3 separate regions of the Homo sapiens genome follow, and all the other regions are linked to region 3. A link is a loop called in an ENCODE intact Hi-C map of the cell type or tissue named here. Cell type or tissue: Calu3. All regions are shown on one strand.

What was found. A loop is a pair of places that touch in the nucleus more often than their neighbours do. Peaks named below come from ENCODE experiments on the same cell type or tissue, not always from the same donor. Only the 100,000 strongest peaks of a DNase experiment are listed, where the experiment ranks them.
Region 1: it touches region 3 in a loop (11-fold over the local background); 1 of 110 quality-filtered maps calls a loop at or near these places.
Region 2: it touches region 3 in a loop (4-fold over the local background); 1 of 110 quality-filtered maps calls a loop at or near these places.

What each region holds. Positions count from the first base shown.
Region 1 is chr3:89,102,016-89,104,515 of GRCh38, reverse strand. No RefSeq gene overlaps it. Among named protein-coding and RNA genes, the nearest start is that of EPHA3, 4.4 kb to the left of the region's middle. In Calu3, no CTCF peak of the experiment used is centred here; no DNase peak of the experiment used is centred here.
Region 2 is chr3:88,571,196-88,573,695 of GRCh38, reverse strand. No RefSeq gene overlaps it. Among named protein-coding and RNA genes, the nearest start is that of CSNK2A2IP, 230 kb to the right of the region's middle. In Calu3, no CTCF peak of the experiment used is centred here; no DNase peak of the experiment used is centred here.
Region 3 is chr3:88,296,922-88,299,421 of GRCh38, reverse strand. The region is part of intron 1 of LOC105377202 (a long non-coding RNA gene); the gene reads right to left. Among named protein-coding and RNA genes, the nearest start is that of CSNK2A2IP, 40 kb to the left of the region's middle. In Calu3, no CTCF peak of the experiment used is centred here; a DNase peak (open chromatin) is centred at 1,021.

The DNA of each region.
Region 1 (2,500 bases), 810 kb before region 3:
GCCCTTTCCAGTAGGATGGCCAATACCATGTAGAGGTTACCAGTGGGGCTCTTGAATCAGAGCAATCTAGGTCACTGACCTGGCTCTGTCACTCTTAGTGAAATCCAGATAATAACAGATCCTATCTCATCGGAATGTTGTAAGGATTATATCAGATTTGGGATGGTACAGATAAAGTGTTAGCCTAGTGTCTGAATTATTAAAAGCATTCAATACTGTTTTTAAAAAATCTTGATCCAAAAGAGAGATCTAGAGAGTGTGACACTGAGCAGTAACAGTAGAACTGAAACCAGGCACATATAAGTGGGAGAAATGGCAACACTTCATAATAGATTGATTATGAGAAATTAGGCAGACGGTAGTGCGTAGAAGGCCTTTCAATTCCTGGCTTGAATGAAGAGTTAGTGAGGAGTAAGAGAGGTTTGAGGATAGAAAACAGACGTGGAATGTAAAGGTTTCTGTTTTACATATGTCTAGTTGGAAAGACCTGAGGGAAAGCAGAGGGTAAATGAAATATTAGGAGAAAAGGACCTAAGTGGAGTTATTTCTTTGGAAATCATTAGTATATGAAAATAGGCTTGGAGTGGAGGCTCAGCCCTATAATCCCAGCACTTTGGGAGGCCGAGATGGGTGGGTGGATTGCTTGAGCACAGGAGTTCAAGACCAGCCTGGGCAACATGGAGAAAGCCTATCTCTACAAAATCTAGCCAGGCATGGTAACACATGCCTGGAGTCCCTGCTACTGGGGTGTCTGAGGTGGTAGGATCTCTTTAGCGCTGGAGGCAGAGGTGGCAGTGAGCCAAGATCACATCACTGGACTCCAGCCTGGGTGACAGAGTGTTGGTAGGAAGATCAGCTGGATGGCCAAGGATGAAGCCCTAGCATACACCTGTATTTAAAAGGCAGGTAGAAATAAATAGCAAAGGACTAGAAAAAATAACTTATTAGAAATCAAGCTTGTGAAAATTTTGAAAAATAATTCATTCTTAGCTGTGGTGCAAGCCAAAAAAAAAAAAAAATCCAAAAAGGTGACTGAAAAGTCACAATTGAATTTGACAACATTTTGGATGAGGCCTTCTCTGAACCTGGTGCCCTTACCTCTATCCTTCCCACTCCCATAGCAGCTAAATTTATTGTTCTTCTCTGTTGACATCCCTCTTTTTCACATCTATCCAGAATGGTGCTCAGGTTATAAAAACTCTTTACTTAATGTTTGATGTATCTTAATCTGGAGAGTCTACTATTTCAATATCCTATATTGTTTATGTTAATTCCCAGGCTTGGTTTTGCTTTGTGCTCATTTTGACACTCGTGTAAGTTTCCTTCAAACATGAATGCCTCTTTCTACAGGGAAGATTTTGATGACTTTCGTGATACTTTTGGTATAGTAATGGGACCACAAGTTCAATTAAGATAAAGAAGTAAATGGTAAGTGAGGATATAGAAATAGTACATATTCTGTGCTTTCAAGAAGGTAAGCTTAGAAGAGATGAGAAGCCCGGAAAAGAGGTAAGTGAGATCCAATGAGAGTATTATAAAATAGAAGAGGCTGACATGTTTCCTTCTGCTGTGCTTAGCTGATTAGTGATGCAATTAATTGACAAGAAATATGGTGGTTCAAATTTGGGAGGTAGAGAAAAGGGGGGAAAATATCAATTTTTTATTTACAACCTGGTGAGATCTAAGTGCAATCAATAAAGCCAGTAGTTTAATAGAAAATAAGAAACCCAGAAGGGCATAAACTGCAAGTTAGGAAATTATTGGTAAATGAAAGTAGTTTAATCCATGAGAGTAAATGTAATTGCCCAGAAAGACTATGAACAATGAGGGAAAAAGAGAACCCAGTGTACAATTCAGATTATTATTATTATTTTGAGACATTCTCACCCAGTCACCTAGGACTGAGCGCAGTGGCATAATCTTGGCTCACTGCAGCCTCTACCTCCTGGGCTCAAGTGTTCCCTCTACCTCAGCCTCCCCAGTAGCTGGGACTACAGGAGTGTGCCAGCATGCCCAGCTAACTTTCATGTTTTTTTGTAGAGGTGGGGTTTTGCTATTTTGTCCAAGCTGGTCTCAAACTCTTGAGCTCAAGCAATCCACTCCCCTCGGCCTCCCAAAGTGCTGGGATTCCAGGCATGAGCCATCGCAACCAACCTCGATTTAGATTAAACAGAGTATCCAAAAGGCAGAAGGAAACTGAATAATTATCTCAATTAACTGAATAGGAGTAAATATTGTAAAACAAGGTAAAGAGAATGAGTCAGAGAGGACAGTAGAGATGAAAATTTCCAGAAGGGGACAGTCAACCGAAACAGATGTAAAGTTTGGTCAAAACTAAAAACAGTCTTTCCAGTGAGTGGAAAGATGACAAGATTGGGAATTCTCTCCCAGAAAATTATGTTTACAGCTGCAAAATTTTTTAGAACCTATCATTTTACAGTTAGAGAAAGAGTCAAACATTAGTGACATCATTATGTTCACAGGGTCAAAGGAAACAATA
Region 2 (2,500 bases), 270 kb before region 3:
GTGTTATAGGATTAGTCATAATTTATCAACAGGAAATACTAACACTGTTCAATGTCAAAATTTCAAAACTAGAATTCCTATTCTGTGACGATAATATAAGGCTGCTTTGTGTCTGATTAAGAAGAAAAATTATATGGCTATCAATCGAGAGGGCACGGAAAAGTCTATGGAAGATGCTAAAGCTGATGGAATGTCAAATGTTACAGGAAACAGTGGGCAAACCACGGATGTGTTTGATAAATGCATTTGAACATTATAGATTAAAAAATAAAACAGATGACGGGGGCATTTGTTTTAAGCAATGAATTAATTTTGAGTCAAAGCTGTCACGATTGCAACTGAAGAAAGAAGAGAAAAACTTCAAAATGCTCTTGTAAAAAGTGAATTAACAAAGAAAAGGAAAGCAAGGAACCATCATATGCAACAAGCACAATTTAAAAAAATTAAATTTAAAATCTAACTTTTATTCATTTAATTAGGTTCACACATAAATATGTAATTAAAATGAGAAAAATGATTTACTGTAAATTATTAAATGTAAAACTGATGGATACTACAAATAAAATTAAAATCAACATGGCATAATATTCTGAACAGTTAATTTCCTAATACTTTTTTCTACACTGTTGGATTACATTGTCCTTGCTTAGCCTCCCCATGACAATGATTTTTGTAATGTCTGTTTCTACAGAGAGAATAGAAAACTAGTTCAGACATTCCTCTAGTAGAGTTGATCAAAACTTGTTCTTTAGAATCAATAGTTTAGAAAAGATTCCTTCAGCTTCACAACTCATTGGTAATGACATGCTAAGACTTGATCTGGCCTGGTGACATGCATAAAACATGCAGCTTCACACGCAGGCATCCTCAGCATTTGTCATGCTGCTGCAAGGTTGTGCTCTGCAAACGGAGGTCCTGCATACTTCCCAGCCTAAAAGAAAGCAAATGTATGGTGCACTTTTAATTCTTTACAATCATAATTAGAAATATTCCTCAGGAACATTTAATGCTAATATTAAATATTAATTTAATATTAAATTATTAAATATGAAATTAATATTAGTCAAATATTCCTGAAGAATATTCCCCACAGGAAAATAACTTTGACCAGGCATTCATGAGTACAAAATTATTCACTAAATTGTCTAATAATTGAAAGAAATTTTTAAAACTTTTGTGGATACGTAGCAGGTGTATATATTTATGAGGTGACATATTTTGATACAGGCATACAGGGTAAATGGAGTATCCATTGCCTCAAGCATTTATCCTTTACTTTGTGCATACAAACAATTCAATTGTACTCTTTAGTTATTTTTGTTTTTTATTTTTTAATTTTTATATATTTTTTGAGATAGAGTCTCACTCTGTCGCCCAGGCTGGAGTGCAGTAACATAATCTTGGCTCACTGCAACCTCCGCCTCCTGGGTTCAAGTGATTCTCCTGCGTCAGCCTCCCAGGCAGCTGGGATTACAGGCACTTGCTATCACGCCTGTCTAATTTTTGTATTTTTTTAGTAGTGAAGGGGTTTCACCATGTTGGCCAGGCTGGTCTCAAACTACTGGTCTCAAGTGATCCGTTCACCTTGGCCTCCCAAAGTGCTGAGATTACAGGCATAAGCCATCGGGCTGTCTTTCGGTTTTTTTTAATGCACAAGAAATCATTGTTGACGGGACTAACCCTTTTGTGCTATTAAATACTATATCTTATTCATTCTAACTATATTTTTAAACCCATTAACCATCTTCATTTCCCCTCCTACCCCCCACCTACCCTCATCATTCTTCTCTATCTCCAAAGGTTCACTTGTTTTAGTTTTCAGCTCTCTCAGATAAGTGAGAATATGGGAAGTTTGTCTTTCTGTGCCTGGCTCAACTTATTTAACATAAAGTCCTCCAGTTCCAGTCATGTTGCAAATGACGGATCTCATTCTTTTTTGTGACTGAATAGTGCTCCATTGTTATATGAATCACATTTTCCTTTATGCATTTGTCTGTTGATTGACACCTAGATTGCTTCCTACCTAGGCTATTGTGAATAGTGCTGCAATAAACATGGGAGTGCAGATATCTCTTTCTATACTAATTTCCTTTATTTTGGGTTTATACCTGGCAGTGATATTGCTAGATCATATGGTAGCTCTATTTTTTTAGTTTTTGGAGGAACCTCAGTACCACTCCCCATAGTAATTGCAGTAATTTATATCCCCACCAACAGCGTACAAGCATTCTCTTTTCTCCACATCTTCACTAGTATTTATTAGTTGTCTTTTGAATAAAAGCTCTTTTAACTGAGATGAGATGATATCTCATTGTAGTTTGGATTTGTACTTCTCTGACAATCATTGATGTTGAACAGCTTTTCATATGTCTGCTTGCTATTTGTATGTTTTTGTTGAGAAATGTCTATTCAGATTTTTGCCCATTTTTAATCAAATTATTAATTTTTTTCCTATTGAGTTTTTGAGTTCCTTGTATATCCTGGTTATTAATCCCTTATC
Region 3 (2,500 bases):
TGCTTGGCCAGGATTTGTCTGTGAAAGCTTTATCTAGGCTTCAGCAAGGCCTGGAAGAACATGTAAGATTTGAACAGGCAGAAAGCAGAAGAAAAGGCATGTTAGGCAGGAGGAAAATCATGTGAAAAGTTTCAGAGGGGAAAAAAACATAAGTTTGGATAAGTACTCGTAGGGAAATAGATTACAAAAAGCAAGAGATAAATAAAGAAATAAAGTTGTTTGTGGATGAAAAAAATGCCTTGGCAAATAAATGAGATAGTACTTTTTGAGATAAGCTTTAACATATACTTAGTTTTTAACTGTGGGAACACCATGATGAAAGTGATTTTGTTTGTCAGCAACACTTCCTTCTTATCTTTCATCTCCATCTAAACCCTACCTTCTCTTCAATGCAGAAACAAGACCAGTCAGAGGTTATTTGCAGGAATCATTTTGAAGACAAAAATTTCCAAGCAGTCAACTCCAACCAATAAAAAATCTGAATTTAATTATATGAGAAAAAAATAAAAACTTGTATAAAATAAAAATAAATGTTAGAACTGGCACAGAGTAAATGTAGAAAAACTCACTTATGAAAAAAAAAGTACATTTTTTTTCAGGCAATAAAACTAAGCCAGTACTTATGTGGTGGAAAATCTCAACCTACATCCACTTTGTCAGTATTATGGGGTAGTTTTAATTATCAAGACTCCAGAGACTTTCCTCATGTAAGGAAAATATTACTAGAGATATAGGATATCAACTTTCACCCTATATATTATAATACATAGGGGTTATTTTCATGGGTTTTCACCATGGGGGGAAATACTGTCAAACAAATTACTTTCCAGTTTAGAATATTTTCCTGTATATCAGGAGCCAACTCAATAATTTCGAATGCTTTGAGGAGTGAAGCACAGGAAATTCTTTCATCTCTGAGTTGGCATGTTTCCTCTTTCCTCTTCTACACCATAATATTACACTTAGCACTGGTTGGTTAAGCTCAGGCTGGCTGTCCCTTTGCCCTCCACAAACCACATTTACGACCATATTTATCTTACTTGGGACACCAAGTTCAAGCAAAAGGTTCTCGGATCAGGGTCAAAGGCATTAGCAGGTTGGCAAAATTGATTGTGGTGAAGTAGAAATGCCCTTTGTAAAATACCATAGAAGCAAAAATATTGATTTGCTTTGTGTTTTGGCTTAAAAATAATTTCCTATGGTAAACCAGTTCCTCACTAAATACCAATATCACATAGTAACTAAATTCACCAAGTCAAACCATATTTGAACGCTTTTATTGTTGTCTGCATTATAGTTCATTTCCAAGCCAATAACCGTTGACTTATTGTAGCTTCTGAATCATATATTCTAAATATCTTTGTAGACCTGAGGTTGAGTTTTGTCATCAAGCAATACTGAGATAGAATTATTTCCACAGAGAATTATTTTGTTCTACTAATTAGTAAAATATTAAAATCTATCAGGGTTGTATGAGTACACACTAACTTGTATACATAGAAAGCTTAGTAATTCAAGTGCCAGAACGTCATCATTTTTTTAAAGTTTTATATTACATCTCAGGAAATTGCACTTTACCTCCAAGGATGTAATCATCACACAATATCTTAAACCTAGCACACACTTAATAACTACTTATTCATAGACTTATTGTTTATAACGTTCTAAGAGAAAACAAGGCAAGGAATAAAAGTCAGGCTGATATATATTTTCAGAAATATTTCTAATATTTCTATTTCGTTCAGGAATATGAACAGAAAATGAATCTTATCATTTATGTTAAATAGATATGCTATAAATTCAGAACATATTAGAAATAAAAATATTATAAATAAGTAAATAATTTTGGCCCATAATCATTTGGCCATTTGGGGCTTTTTCTAGGCTTAATTGAATTTGTAGTTAACAATAAAAGATGTGTTCTAAAAATAAACTGTCCTCTTCAAAAATAATCTGGAAATGCTCAAGAGTCTTCATCATTTATTCTGACAAAAGTGATCATATTCTTATTTCGCTTTCAGTTTAGCTTCACATTTTGTTTAAAAGCTAAAAAATCTCTCTAGTGTTCCTTGGGAGAATGATTAGCCACCATTAAATAAAGAATCTCAGGAGGCTGGGCTCTCACTTGTAATCCCAGTGCTTTGGGAGGCCAAGGCAGGAGGATCATTAGAGTCCAGGAGTTCGAGACCAGCTGTGGCAACAATGCAAGACCCTGTCTCTACAAAAAATTTTTTAAGTTGCCAGATGTGGTAGTAAGTGCCCGTAGTCTCAGTGAATTAGGAGACTGAGGTGAAAGGTTCCCTTGAGCCCAGGAGGTCGAGGCTGCAGTAAGCTATGATTGTGCCACTGCACTCTGTTCTAAGGCATCTGTTCCAAGATTTCTCACATGAGATTCTGCTTGCTTTCTGTGTCTAAGATGTCTCAACACAGGCTTCTACTATGCGCAGCCACTTGGGATTTTTGTGGGACCTTAGTTTCAGTTGCTCTCAAGAGTATAAGT